2 separate regions of the Homo sapiens genome follow, and region 2 is linked to region 1. Evidence: chromatin contacts called from ENCODE Hi-C or POLR2A ChIA-PET data. All regions are on one chromosome and are shown on one strand. The core of a region is the stretch at or near the end of the contact, and the rest is flanking DNA. Distances in the headings are between cores, read along the strand shown. Region 1 has its middle 90 kb from the start of LINC01375. Region 2 has its middle 130 kb from the start of LINC01375.

Region 1 (7,964 bases), core at 2,965-5,464:
CTGCCCTACCCTTCCTGGGCAGGGATTGTGGTGTAGCAGGGCCATCTGCACAGCCAGGCAGGTCTCCAGGCACCTGAAGCACCCACTCTCCTGGATTAGGGGTTTAGGCCACCCCCATACCCATGCAGATAACTTGGAGCTGAGGAGGTTTCTCAGCTCCACATCTGGGCACACCTCTGAGTACTTGGTGGTCACCCACTTGATTCTTCCTCAGCACTGGTGCACATGTCTGCCATTGGGGGACCTATAAATAGGTCTGCCCAGTCTGGACCTGCTGATGATGTTCCCATGTTTTCCCAAGGCTGAGCAGGGATCTCAGACTACTGTGCACTCCACAGATCAGCCCATTGCCTGAGGTAATGAGAGCTTCTCCTAGTAAACAAGAGTCAAGTATGTACACAGACACATTGGCCACAGCTGGTTCTTACCCATAAGTGCTATGTATTGCCTTGTAGATTGAACCACACATCCCAATATAAAATCTGCTGAAAGAAATGCATAGAGTTATAGAAGTAAAGCCAAACAACCCTACCCAACATTCTGTACAATCACACACCCCAAGGAGGGAGGACTAGGGGAATAAAAGGGAAAAAAAAATCATGTTATAGGGAAAGAAAGAAAAAGAAAAAAATTCTACTCACATGAAAATAATTACAAAAAATTAGCAATACCAGCATCTCCGGATGAGAAGAAACCACCACAAGAATTCTGACAACATGAAAAATCTGAATGTAGTGACACCACCAAAGGATTACACTAGCTCTTCAGCAATGTTTCCTAACCAAAATAGAAACTCATAAATGACAGATAAAGAATTAAAAGCATGGATTGCAAGGAAGCTCAATGAGATGCAAGACAAGTTGAAAATCAACATGAAGAAACTTCTAAAGCAATCCAGGAAATGAAGGAAAAGATGAGTGTGTTAAAAGGAACAAATCAGAGCTTCTGGAATTGAAAAACTCACTTAAGGAATTTCAAAATACAACTGAAAGTTTTAATCAATAGTCTGGACCAAGAAGAAGAAAAAATTTCCGAGCTAGAAGACTAATCTTTCAAACTAAGCAAGTCAGACAAAAAAAATTTTTTTTTTTTTTTTTTTTGAGACGGAGTCTCGCTCTGTCGCCCAGGCTGGAGTGCAGTGGCAGGATCTCGGCTCACTGCAAGCTCCGCCTCCCGGGTTCATGCCATTCTCCTGCCTCAGCCTCCCAAGTAGCTGGGACTACAGGCGCCCGCCACTACGCCCGGCTAATTTTTTGTATTTTTAGTAGAGATGGGGTTTCACCGTTTTAGCCGGGATGGTCTCAATCTCCTGACCTCGTGATCCGCCCGCCTCGGCCTCCCAAAGTGCTGGGATTACAGGCGTGAGCCACCGCGCCCGGCCCAAAAAAAATTTTTAACAAATAGAAATATAAACAAGTCTTCAAGAAATATGGGATCATGTAAAGTGACCAAATCTATAAATTATTGGCATTCTTAACTGACAAGAAGAAAAAGTAAACAACCTGGAAAACATATTTGAGGAAATAATTCAAGAAAACTTGCCTAATCTTGCTAGAGAGGTAGACATCCAGATACAAGAAATCCAGAAAAGACTTGTACATACAAGACACTATACAAGATGAGATACTGTACAAGATGAACATCACCAGGACATATAGCCACCAAGGTCAACAATAAAGAAAAAATCTTAAAGGCAGCTAGAGAAAAAGGTTAGATGATGTACAAAGGGAACTCCTTCAGCCTAACAGCAGGCTTCTCAGCAGAAAGCTTACAAGCCAGGAGAAACTGGAGACCTATTTTCAGCATTATATGATTATTATTATCATCATCATCATCATCATTATCATTATTTTTGAGACTTGGTTTTACTCTGTTGCCTCAGATGGAATAGAGTGGAACGATCACATCTCTCTGCAGCCTCAACCTCCCAGTATCAAGTGAACCTCCCACCTCAGCCTCCTGAGCAGCTGGGACAACAGCCACATGCCACCACACGCAGCTAATTTTTATTATTACTTGTAGAGACAAGGTCTCACTATATTGCCCAGGGTGGTCTTGAACTCCTGGAGGCTCAAGCAATCCTCCCACCTCAAGCTGCCAAAGTATTGGGATTGGAAGGATGAGCCACTGAACTCAGCAATTTTCAGCATTCTTAAAGAAAAGATAATTCCAAGCAAGAATTTCTATCTTGCCAACTAAGCTCCATAAGCAAAGGAGAAAAAAGATTTTTTTTTCTGACAAGCAAGCACTAAGGGGACTTGTTACCACTAGACTAGCCTTACAAGAGATTCTTAAGTGAATTCTAAACATGAAAATGAAAGAACAGTATCTGCTACCACAAAATCACACTTAAGTACATAGCTCACAGACCCTATAAAGCAACTAGACAATGAAGACTATAAAGCATCCAACTAACAACTTCACAAGAGGATCAAAGCCTCACATATCAATGTTAACCTTGAATTTAAATGATCTAAATGCCCCACTTAAAAGGTATAGAGCTGAAAGTTGGGTAAAAAAATAAGACCCTTCTAGATGGGTCTCTTGAAGAAACCCATCTCACACATAACAACACCCATCGGATCAAAGTAAAGTGTTGGAGAAAAACAAATCACACAAATATTTAGAAAACAAAATAGAGCAAAAGTTTCTGTTTTTATATCAGAAATAACAGACTTTAAACCAACAACAGCAAAAAATGACAAAGAAGGGCATTACATAACAACAAAGGGTTCAATTCAAGTTAAGTCAAGAAGAGTTAACTACTTTAAATATATATACCCAACATTGGAACACCAGATTCTTAAAGCAACTACTTCTAGACCTACAGAAAGACTTAGACACCAAGAAAATAATAGTGCAGAACTTCAACCCCTCACTGATGCTCTTAGACAGATCAATTGAGGCAGACAACTAACAAAGAACTTCTGGACCTAAATTTGACACTTGACCATTGGATCTAATAAACATCTACAGAATGTTTCACCCATTAAACACATTTGTCTCAATAGTACACAGAACATACTCTAAAACTGACCACATGCTCAACCATAAAGCAAGTCTCAATAAATTTAAAAAAAGTGAAATCATACCAACCATATTCTCAGAATACAGTGGAATAAATATTAAAATCAATATCAAGAAGATCCCTCAAAACCACAAAATTACATAGGAATTTAACAAATTGCTCATAAATCACTTTTGGATAAACAATGAAATTAAGTCAGACATCAAATTATTCTTTGAAACAAATGAAAACAGAGGCAAAACATATCAAAATCTCTGGGATGCAGCAAAAGCAGTGTTAAGAGGAAAGTTTATAGGGCTAACACACCAACCTCAAAAAATTAGAAAAATTTCAAATTAATGATTTAACATCACGCCTAGAGTAACTAGAAAACACAAGAACAAATTGACCCCAAAGCTAGCACACACACACACACAAAATAACTAAAATCAGAGCAGAACTGAATGAAATTCAGATCCAAAAATCCATACAAAGAATTGACAAAACCCAAGTTAATTCCTGAAAAGGATAAACAAGGCTGATAGACTTCCAGCTAGATTAATAAAAGAGAAAAAGAGAGAAGGTCCAAATAAGCACAATCAAAAATGACAAAGGTGACATTACAACTAATACCACAAAAATACAAAAGATCCTCAGAGACTATTATGAACACATCTGTGCACACAAACTAGAAAATCTAGAGGAAATGGATAAATTTCTGGAAACACACATCTCAAGATTGAATCAGGAAGAAATTGAAACCTTGAAGCAACTGATATTAAGTTCTGAAGTTTAATCATTAATAAAAAACCTACAAACACAAAAAAGCCTCAAACAAAATGGACTCACAGCCGAATTCTACCACGTGTACAAAGAAGAACTGATACCAATTCAAGTGAAACTATTCTAAAAAATTGAGGAAGAGAGACTCTTCACTATCTCATTCAATGAAGCCAACATCACCCTGATACCAAAACCTGGAAAAGACACAACAACAAAAAAAAGAAAACTACAGGCCAATACCTCTGGTGAACATAGACAAAAATATCCTCTACACAATACTAGCAAACTGAATCCTGCAGCACATAAAAAAGTTAATTCACCACAATTAAGTAGGCTTCATGCCTGGTATGCAAGTTTGGTTCAACATACACAAATCAATAAATGTGACTCACCACAAAAGCAGAATTGAAACCCGAAACCATATCATCATCTTAACAGACACAGAAAAAGCCTCCAATAAAATCCAGCATCCCTTCATGACAAGAACTGTCAACAAAATAGGCATCAAAGGAACATATCTCAAAATAGTAAGAGTCATCTATGACAAACCCACAGCCAACATTATATTGAAGGGGCAAAAGCTGGAAGCATTCCCCTTGAGAACTGTTAACAAGACAAGTATATCTCTTCTTACCACTCCTGTTCAACATAGTACTGGAAGTCCTTGCCAGAGCAATTAACTGAAAGAAATGAAGAGCATTCTAATAGAAAAAGAAGCCAAGCTACCTCTTTTCACTGATGATATGACTTTATACCTAGAAAACCATAAAGACTAAGCCAAAGGGCTCCTGGAACTGACAGACAACTTCAGTAAAGTTTCAGGATACAAAATCAATGTACAAAACTGAGTAGCATTTCTGTACACCAATAATGCTCAAGCTGAGAGTATAATCAAGAATGCAATGCAATTTACAATAGCCACAGACAAAATGTAAAATGCCTAGGAATGTATCTAACCAAGGAGGTGAAAGATTTCTGCAAGGAGAAAAACAAAACACTGCAAACATATCATAGATGGAAAACACCGAAAAAAATCATAGTGACACGAACAAATGGAAAACTAGTCCAGGCTCATGAAATGGAAGACTCAATATTATTAAAATGGCCATACTGGCCAAAGCAATCTAGAGATTCAACACTATTTCTATCAAACTACAAATTTCAGTTTTCACAGAGTTAGAAAAACATCCTAAAATTTATATGGAATAAAAAGAAAGAGCCAAAATAGCAAAAGCAATCCAAGCAAAAACAACAAAACTGGAGGCATCACATTACTTAAGTTCAAACTATACTATAAGGCTATACAGTAACCAAAATAACACAATAGTGGTACAAAAACAAACCCACAGACCAACGGAAAATAACAAAGAACCCTGAAATAAAGCTGCATTTATACAGCCATCTGATCTTCAACAAAGTTGACAAAAATAAACAATGGGGAAAAGATTCCCTATTCAATAAATTGTACAGTGATAGCTGGCTAACCATATGCAGAAGAATAAAACTGGACCCCTACCTTTCACCATATACAAAAATAAGATGAATTAAAGATTTAAATGTAAGACCTCAAATCATAAGAATCCTAGAAGAAAATCTAGTAAACACTATTCTGGACATTGGTCTCAGGAAAAAATTTATGACTAAGTCCTCAAAAGCCATTGCAACAAAATCAAAATTGAAAGTGTGACCTAATTAAACTAAAGAGCTTCTGCATAACAGAAGAAATTATCAATATAGTAAACAGACAACCTACAGAATGGGAGAAAATATTTGCAAACTATGCACCCAACAAAAGTCTAATATCCAGAATCTATAAGGAACTTAAACAACACAACAAGACAAAAACAACCCCATTAAAAAGTAAGCAAATGGCATGAACAGACACTTCTCAAAAAAGACGAAGAAGTGGACAAGAAACATGAAAAAATGCTCAGTATCACTAATTATCAAAGAAATGCAAATTAAAACCACAATGAGATACCATCTTACACCAATCAGAATGGCTATTATTAAAAAGTCAAAAATTGACAGATGCTGGTGATGCTGTGGAGAAGAGGGAACACATATGCTGTTGGTGGGGATATAAATTAGTTCAGCCACTGTGAAAAGCAGTTTGGGGGTTTCTCAATAACTTAAAATGGAACCACCATTTGACCCAACAACTCCATTATGGAGTATATATCCAAAAGAAAATCTATTATTCTACCACAAAAACATATGCACTTGTATCTTCATTCCAAGACTATTCACAATAGCAAAGACAAGGAATCAATCTAGATACCTATCAAAAATCGATTTGATAAGGAAAATATGGTACATATACATTGTGGAATACCACACAGCCATTAAAAAATAATAAAATCATGTCCTTTGCAGCAACATGGGTGGAACTGGAGGCCATTATCCTAAGCTAATTGTACAGGAATAGAAAACTGAATACCATATGTTCTCTCTTATAAATAGGAGCTAAATATTTGGTTCTCATGGACATAAAGATGGCAACAGTAGACACTGAGGACTAATAGAGGTCGAAAGTAGTGAAGGTGGCAAGGGTTGAAAACCTAACTGTTGGAAACTATGCTCACTATCAGGGTGATGGGATCATTTGTATCCCCAACCTCAGCATCATACTCATATAACAAACCTGCACATGTTCTCCAGAATCTAAAATAAAATTGGAAACTATTAAATAAATAAATAAAATTGTTATTTTCTATGGGAAAAAAGAAACTAAAAGAAACAAAAGTCTTCTGGAGAAGGTGATAAAGGACCAAGGCAAGGGAGAGCTGATACACATTTTATTGGAGTCCCCAGGAAAGAAAACTGAAGCAATGAAACAATATTTAAAACTATATTTCAAGGAAATGTTGCTGTCATAAAAGACTTGAAAAAAAAGCCATATATATGTGCATTTTAATATTTTGAGAGGGCATTCTCTAATTTGAAAAGTTGACTTAAAATGTTCAATACTGACAAATATTTTAATACAATAATTGGGCTATAAAATATAAGGAAAATATTCTTTGAACATAACAAAAAGTCCATTCTGTATGTCAAAGAAATGCAAACAAGAATCATATTATCATCAGCATTCTTTAAGTAGTATTTTAACTGAGGCAACATTCTCATGGAGAAATTTGAGTGAAGGATTTTATCTTTAGCTAAACTATTCTTCAAGTATAAAGGCCACAGGCAACCAGTTATGAACATGCAGGAATCTATCACAGACCACATTTCAGGAAACTACAAAATTGTCATGAAACCTTCAGCATAAATTTAGAGGTCAATATTAAATGTAGGTAACTGAAGAACTAAAATTAAAAGATGGAAGACAAAGCTATAAGTGCTACGTGCTCTGACAATGTAGAAATAATTCAACTATTAAATTCAGTTTAGCTTAAAGCCGCCTCCTTACATATTTTAAATTTAGCCTAAAGGTTTCTCTCTACATAATGAACTGAAACCTAACCGGATGGTAAATAGATTGTAACCTACTCTTTTACCAATCACCAAGTTTCAGCCAATCAAACATGGTCCAACTGCTGAAAGCAGGTTCAAATAAGGCAAACACCAAGTTGTCACCAATCCAACTGTTTCTGTATTTCACTTCTATTTTGTCTACATCACTCTCTTTTTTCTGTCTATAAACCCTTTCTAACCATAGACAAGCACCAGAGTTGCTCTAAACCCATTCTAATTGAGGGCCAGTAGGGAGGGCGGGTGTGTGTGCCTTATTTGCAAATTGTTCTTTACTCAGTTAAATTTTGCTAAATTTAATTTGTCGAAAGTGTTTCTTTTAACACAACTAACTGAAAATGGGAGAATAGAAAGACAGTAGGTATAAAATAGAATAAGGTCTTTGATTGCCTCTGGTTATTATGTGAGAATAAAATGATATAACTTGAAACTGAAAAAGCAAGTGACAGATGTTTATTTCCGATCATAAGTATAAAACCCTGAGCAACAATTAGTAGACAGAGGGGAGGGAGAGGAAAATAAATAATTAATAACTAATTTTACTACAGCTTATATTAGCAAACTAACAGATAATATCTAAATATCTAAGTAAAGAGATAGCTAAAGGTGTTATATTATAAAGGTATTCATTTAGTGATAATCACTAGAACAAAAATATACACTGTATTAGTCTGTTCGCATGCTGCTAATAAAGACA
Region 2 (7,964 bases), core at 3,545-6,044, 40 kb before region 1:
AAGCATTTTAGAAGAAAATAAGTCTCTGGTCCCAGGTTTTGTCTGATCTCTCATGGCTAGGAGTAGGTCCTCAGTTATTAGGAAATCTCACTTTTAGAAGGCTGTTAAGTCTCATGTCCTACAAAAAGAAAATAGGGGGAGGAAGGGAGAAAAACAACAACAAACAAAAGAACAATCGTGGAAAATAGATATAGTCCACATTACCCTGAATTCCATATATTAGTAGGCAAGTATAAAAGTGGCTTATGTATGTAAATAGGTTGCTGTTATTTTCTTCTGAAGTTTAAGTTGCTAGCTTCAGTTTGCAAGGCTTTACAAAAGCACAGCTTAGTTTTCAGTTACTCCAATTTTTCCAAATTAGGAAAAAATTTTAAAAAGAAATTAAAAAAATTGAAAACATTATTTTGAAGACCTGCAGCCAAGAAAAATTAGAATTCATTTCAAAATGTAGAAAATAATAAAAACTGAAAAACACTAGGGAAGACTAGAATCTAACAACAGGTGTACTATAGTTTTTGAAACATAATTTTTCTTTCTCCGGTTTCCCATTTTTACTAAAGACAAATCATGGTAGGGCTGATTTGCTTTATTATGCTTGGCCTAATAATTTGTATACAGTGCAGCAAGAAAAAGTATTTTTTACATAGGCTTTTAAGTTGGCTGTGATGGAACTGTGTTCCACAGGAAGAATGTTAGATAAGACTTTTCTAAAGCCAACCCAAGCCATGGGTTTGTGCCACCAAATACCTATGAGTTGGGTAATTTTCTCTTCTTGAGGTTCCAAGATAAACTTGGGGCTTCTGAGCCTGTCAGAAAGTGACATTCTTTACCTATCACAGGACAGGACCCCTGTACAGAGGCTCTGTAGACAAAGGCATGAGGCTAGTTTTTCCAAATGGTTTTTACTGGCTCTATAAGTCAAGCTGTATTCCTTAAAGGAAAGCACACCTTTCCAGTCAAAGCCTTGGTAAAAACCAGTTTCTCCTATTGTGTCCTGTTACAGATGAAAACAGGTTCTTATTGCACTTATGCAAATAACTGTATTGTCATAGTTAAGAATATTCACAAATAGTTTCCAAATTCTTGAGAAAATCAGTAGAGACAAACAAATATGCTCAAATTTTATTCATAGAAGTATACTTTACTCAACTGTTGAAAGTTGCTTAAAGTTTTCCTGACTCTGAAAAACAAAACAAAGGATCAGCAATGTCTTAAGCAAAAATTTAAAAGGATTAGTCTTCTATCAGTTCAGTTCATGCAGTTAACTCCTGTTCTGCTTTATATTCCTGAACATTTCAGCTCTCCATGAGAGTCCTGAAAGTTTTTTCCTCTATTCTAACGTCACAATCTCCAAAGTTACCAGAAACCTGCATTTAAGAACACGTATTAGGGTTCTATAGCTGATTATAAAACCACCTTCTAAGGAGGACCGAAACAAGACAAGAATTGTCTGTGGATGACAGAACGTTTTAGGGCAGCCATAGATAAAATTGACAAGGAAATTTGTTACCCAATTATTACTGATAATGTACACTAAGTTGTATCAGAGTTATAGGAGTGTCCCACACTTTTGGAACACATACCAATAACATATTTATACAAATATAGCCTAAAGAAAACCAAACACCATTTCATATTTGACAATGTTTCCTGTGTAATTTTTATGCTAAATAAGCCAAATTATGTCATTCTTGGACTTTAGGGAACCAAATATCTTAAAGGATTAATTAGATCAAAATAGACATAATTTATAATTTGATTTTGGAAAGGTTATCAAATATCAAAGGTTTAAAATACTTAATATCACAGTTCATTGTAAAATAAGTCATTCAGTTGACCAAAGTGATAACTCAAGGATTTTTTTTTTAAAGGCAAAAACTTTCATTCTTTGAGAGAGGAGACTTAATTTTCCAAACAATAAGCCTTAATAAAAACAGCATGAAGCCAACTACATTTTTTTTCAAAATTTTATAAACAGTCTATAAAATTTTAATCTTGACCATAAGATAAAACTTCCATTAGCCTTTCATAACCTTTATAACCTTTATTTAGAAGTCAGCTAATGCTTCAGGAAAACCTTGCTAATCTGGCATGGTCCTATATGATGGTCTTGCCTCAGTGTGCCTTTGACATTAATGAGTAATTTATGGAGAAACAATATATTTTATCTCTCAAAATTGGCCTTTGCAATCTCACACAACCACCTCTTCTGAGATAGTCCCTGGGCCTTGAGGAGTTAAATAGCTTTAATTTCTGGCCTGTGTTTCAGGAATGCAGTTTATTTTGATTGGCATCTTCTACTAGGCCGGAATATGAGGCTTTAATTGCTTTCGGTGTTTAAAATTTAGCAGAACCTGGCATCATTTTACACCCAGGAGTCAAAGCCCTGTAACTCAATGTCACAAGTACTTTAGAAGTGCATACAGAGAGATACTCAGATGTAATCATCTTAATTTAAAAATTTTTTAATCTTAGTTTTTTTCTGAGCAAACTAAAACTTAATAGTAATGTGACAACTTGATCGTATAAAAGTTTGTTTTTTAAAAAAATATATAAATCCTTTTGTTGGGACTTACACAGACTATTCATGCCTGGACTTTCTGGTTTATCCTAAACATCCCTCCTTCTAAAACAGCCAGTCATTTTACTCTAGGACTAAATTTACTATACAAGATTCTTTCTTAATGAAATTATTTATCTTTAAGCTTTCTTACTAAAAAAAAAAAAAAGAAAAGAAAAAAAAACCTGTTTATTTTTATGACTTTCTTTACATTTTTTTTTATTTTCTGGTTTCTTTTACCTTGTTTTATACATGATCTTTAAATAAGCTTTGAATTAGACAAAGATTGTTCACCATTTTTAAAAGGACACAACTTTTTATTTTTTAGAATGTTTTTCTACAATTATATTTTCATTAGCAAATACCCAAATATTATGATGAATTTCTCTACAAGTATTTATCCTATTACATTTACACAGTTTTCTTTTGTTTACCTAGATTATTTGTGAAAACTATGATAGTCATTATTTTAAGTTATGAAACCACCATTACAAAATTATAACTGAGACAGTAAAAAAGATTTGACCTAGCTGACTTCATCTTGCTTTTAACCTCCAAGCTGTCCTTGTTCATTCCTGGGTGCGGGCCGAACTAACTTTGGGAGGAACTTAGTTTACAGTTCAGCTTTGTAACAAAGATGACAGCAAACCTTATTGCCTTTGGACTAGACTGCCTAAAGCTACAAGATTAAAAGTTATAGTAATCGGCTGAAAGTGGTAGCTCATGTCTGTAATCCCAGCACTTTGGGAGGCCAAAGTGGGTGGGTCACTTGAGGTCAGGAGTTCAAAACCAGCCTGACCAACATGGTGAAACCCTGTCTCTACTAAAAATACAAAAATTAGCCAGGTGTGGTGGTGGGTGCCTGTAGTCCCAGCTACTCAGGTGGCTGAGGCACAAGAATCACTTGAACCCAGGAGGCAGAGGTTGCAGTGAGCCAAGATTGCACCACTGCACTTCAGCCTGGGTGACTGAGACTCCATCTCAAAAAAAAAAAAAAATTATGATAATCTTACTAAATTAAAGATGTAACAAGTTTTATTAAACTAATATCAATGTCTTATCTATTAAAGATTACACAAGCAAAGATCATTCTGTTTTGGGTTGGGTGTATAGTTTTGTAATCCCTATGCCAAATTTTGACACCTTACAGTGTTTGGCAGGGATAAGTATGAAATTGGGTGATTAATAAATGCAAAAAAAAGTATGTTGGCAAATTCTTAAGACATTTCTAATATTATTTTACCAATAATTTAAAGTCAGCTTATTTATTAAAGATTTTACTTAAATCAGGTGAACTTGAAAAAGTTCTCTTTTTTCTTTAGTATCTGATTTAAGCACTTTTATTATTTGTTAAGCCAATTAATTAGAGCTCTTTTATATAATTTTAGTAGTGAAACATTGTGTACACAACACATAAATATACCGATGCATTAGGCATGCTGATAGAAGCGCGTCTTACAGATTCACAAAGACCTCTTTTTTTCCCTTTTTTAAAAATCTTACCCTAGGCAGTTGTCAGCTTAATAGCCTTAAATTTGCATATTAAAGGAAACAACTGGGTGAAAAATAAGATAGCAAAATTTGCATCATAAGGTAGAAAGTCTGGTGGGCTAGCGGGAAATTAAAACAAATTTAATTGCCAATTGAACATACAATTATAGAAGTCTTTTATAAAGGCCTTCAAATATATACACGTACACATATACATACACACATACACACAAAGATTCTATTGTTTTTACTTCAGTACTTTAGTCATCAGATAAATGCAAATTTGTCAGCTTGCAAAAAAAAAAAAAAAAAACTGTTAAGTCCAAACAGTGGTTTTTATTTCAGTAGAAAAGTAACAGCAGATTTAAAGCAGGCAGAAAAGAAAAGAGAGAAAAGGGAAACCTAGGAACTCTTAATGTGTGGGTCAACCTTAAGGCTCTTTTTCCCTAATGTAAATGTGCACAAAGACCATATTACTTCCATTTTTCTCTGGCAAGTAGAGGTGCCATAAAACCTACAGAGTGATCAAAAGGGGGTCATTCCCCTTGTTTTCTCCTCATTATTTGATTATTTGTTTCCTGCTCTTTTTCTTTCTTTTTTTTTTTTTTTTTTTTTTTTTTCCTTAAAAGGAGGAACTGAGCTATGGCCTATGGTTTTCATGTGGTGGATTGATATGTGCTTTTTGTGGGCAAGGCTCCACAGTGTGTCACCACTGAGTCATTTACACCTTCTTACATGTCTCAGAACTTATATGCGTTTCCTGGATGATTCACTTTCTAAAATCAATTTTTGTTGGGGATTTTCCTGCAGGATCACAGCATGTAGTAGGGGATCAACACCCCAGACTTTCCCACAAGACCCCTGGTCACCCAGGGGTACCTTTTGGCTGGAAGGAGCAAATGCCCTTTTTCTTTAGCACTGGGAAAACTCAGTCTCTCATTAACCCATGAAAACAACAGTTGAGTTCCTCATGCAAATGCTCACAGACAAATCAAATTAAGATTAATTTTGGAAGAAAAAGCAATAGAGAAGGCCCTTTAGAATGCATCTCTGAACTAGAATTAGAATCCATAAACAACAACTTCCTAAAAGAGAAAAGAAAAACAAAACAGCCAAGACCACTTCCTGTTCTCATCCTAATTCTCATCCACCATTATACATGCCAAGGTCAAATTCCCTCACAGTGAAAAGTCATCTCTGGCACTCCAAAAGCCAAAGAGGTCAAATCATGCAATATAGGAAAACAGAGCTTTAGACCTAAAAAGAATTTGCCCATGACTCTTGAAACTCCACAAAGAAAACAAAACACCCCAAAAGGGGGTGAGTGGTGACTTTGTCCTAAATTCTTTAAAGGGGTTCAAGTCATTGTCAGGCCTCTGAGCCCAAGCCAAGCCATCGCATCCCCTGTGACTTGCATCTGGATATGCCCAGATGGCCTGAAGTAACTGAAGAATCACAAAAGAAGTGAATATGCCCTGCCCCACCTTAACTAATGACATTCCACCACAAAAGAAGTGTAAATGGCCGGTCCTTGCCTTAACTGATGACATTACCTTGTGAAAGTCCTTTTCCTGGCTCATCCTGGCTCAAAAAGCACCCCCACTGAGCACCTTGCCACCCCCCATTCCGGCCCACCAGAGAACAAACCCCCTTTGACTGTAATTTTCCTTTACCTACCCAAATCCTATAAAACGGCCCCACCCTTATCTCCCTTCACTGACTCTTTTCGGACTCAGCCTGCCTGCACCCAGGTGAAATAAACAGCCATGTTGCTCACACAAAGCCTGTTTGGTGGTCTCTTCACATGGACACGCATGAAATTTGGTGCCGTGACTCGGATCAGGGGACCTCCCTTGGGAGATCAATCCCCTGTCCTCCTGTTCTTTGCTCTGTGAGAAAGATCCACCTATGACCTCAGGTCCTCAGATCGACCAGCCCAAGGAATATCTCACCAATTTTAAATCAGGTAAGCGGCCTCTTCTCTCTTCTCCAACCTCTCTCACTGTCCCTCAACCACTTTCTTCTTTCCACTCGTCAATCTCTCCCTTCTCTTAATTTCAATTCCTTTCATTTTCTGGGAGAGACAAAGGAGATACGTTTTATCTGTGCACCCAAAACTCCAGTGCCGGTCACGGGCTGGGAAGGCAGCCTTCCCTTGGTGTTTAATCATTGGAGGGACACCTCTCTGATTATTCACCCACGTTTCAAAGGTGTCAGACCACGCAGGGATGCCAGCCTTGGTCCTTCACCCTTAGCAGCAAGTCCCGCTTTTCTGGGGAAGGGGCAAGTACCCCAACCCCTTCTCTCCTTGTCTCTACCCCTTCTCTGCTTTCCTGGGGCAGGGGCAAGTACCCCTCAACCCCTTCTCCTTCACTCTTAGCGGCAAGTCCCGCTTTTCTAGAGGAGGGCAAGTACCCCAACCTCGTATCTCTGTGCCCCAATCCCTTATTTCAGTGCCCCGACCCCTTATTTCCATGCCCCTACCCCTTATTTCTGCACCCCATCCCTTATTTTTGCACCCCAACCTCTTATCTCTGCACCCCAACCCCTTTTCCCACTTTTCTGGAAGGTAAGAACCTCCGAACCCCTTCCCTCTGTTTCTCTACTCTCTCTTTTCTCTAGGCTTGCTTCCTTCATTATAGGCAACCTTCTACCCTCCATTCCTCCTTCTACTCCCTTGGCCTGTGTTCTCAAAAACTTAAAACCTCTTCAACTCACACCTGACCTAAAACCTAAATGCCTTATTTTCTTCTGCAATGCCGCTTGACCCCAATACAAACTCGACAGTAGTTCCAAATAGCCAGAAAATGGCACTTTGAATTTTTCCATCCTGCAAGATCTAAATAATTCTTGTCATAAAATAGGCAAACGGTCTGAGGTGCCTGACGTCCAGGCATTCTTTTACACATCAGTCCCTTCCTAGTCTCTGTGCCCAGTGCAACTCGTCCCAAATCTTCCTTCTTTCCCTCCCGCCTGTCCCCTCAGTACCAACCCCAAGCATCGATGAGTCTTTCTAATCTTCCTTTTCTACACACCCATCTGACCTCTCCCTTCCTCCCCAGGCTGCTCCTCGCCAGGCCGAGCTAGGTCCCAATTCTTCCTCAGCCTCTGCTCCTCCACCCTATAATCTTTTTATCACCTCCCCTCCTCACACCTGCTCTGGCTTACAGTTTCGTTCCGTGACTAGCCCTCCCCAACCTGCCCAGCAATTTACTCTTAAAAAGGTGGCTGGAGCCAAAGGCATAGTCAAGGTTAATGCTCCTTTTTCTTTATCCCATATCAGAAGCGTTTAGGCTCTTTTTCATCAAATATAAAAATCCAGCCCAGTTCATGGCTCGTTTGGCAGCAACCCTGAGATGCTTTACAGCCCTAGACCCTAAAAGGTCAAAAGGCCGTCTTATTCTCACTATACATTTTATTACTCAATCTGCTCCCGACATTAAATAAAACTCCAAAAATTGGAATCTGGCCCTCAAACCCCACAACAGGACTTAATTAACCTCACCTTCAAGGTGTACAATAACAGAAAAAAGTTGCAATTCCTTGCCTCCACTGTGAGACAAACCCCAGCCACATCTCCAGCACACAAGAACTTCCAAACGCCTGAACCGCAGCGGCCAGGCGTTCCTCCAGAACCTCCTCCCACAGGAGCTTGCTACATGTGCCAGAAATCTGGCCACTGGGCCAAGGAATGCCCGCAGCCCAGGATTCCTCCTAAGCCGCGTCCCATCTGTGTAAGACCCCACTGAAAGTCGGACTGTTCAACTCACCTGGCAGCCACTCCCAGAGCCCCTGGAACTCTGGCCCAAGGCTCTCTGACTGACTCCTTCCCAGATCTTCTCGGCTTAGCGGCTGAAGACTGAAACTGCCCGATTGCCTTGGAAGCCCCCTAGAGCATCACGGATGCCGAGCT

Evidence for each region. Hi-C counts contacts between places; a loop is a spot of excess contacts on that map. ChIA-PET counts read pairs that join two places held with the same protein, here RNA polymerase II (POLR2A). Pooled maps may share reads with other maps.
Region 2: a map of GM12878 shows a loop between it and region 1 (5-fold over the local background). The contact joins two enhancer-like sites. A Hi-C loop is called at or near these places in 3 of 168 maps with a recorded cell type or tissue (Calu3, GM12878 and mammary epithelial cell), 18 of 37 single-sample maps with no recorded cell type and 7 of 50 pooled maps. POLR2A ChIA-PET finds 5 or more read pairs at or near these places in 5 of 52 experiments (GM12878, IMR-90, MCF 10A and 2 more).

The regions. Positions count from the first base shown.
Region 1 is chr10:90,043,586-90,051,549 of GRCh38, reverse strand. No RefSeq gene overlaps it. Among named protein-coding and RNA genes, the nearest start is that of LINC01375, 90 kb to the right of the region's middle. RefSeq lists enhancers at 1-26, 3,904-4,053. Within about 2 kb of position 4,214, at least 4 of the 41 ENCODE cell types and tissues checked have a DNase peak (open chromatin) inside an H3K27ac peak, as active enhancers do.
Region 2 is chr10:90,084,246-90,092,209 of GRCh38, reverse strand. No RefSeq gene overlaps it. Among named protein-coding and RNA genes, the nearest start is that of LINC01375, 130 kb to the right of the region's middle. RefSeq lists a silencer at 4,729-4,818 and an enhancer at 5,199-5,878. Within about 2 kb of position 4,794, at least 3 of the 41 ENCODE cell types and tissues checked have a DNase peak (open chromatin) inside an H3K27ac peak, as active enhancers do.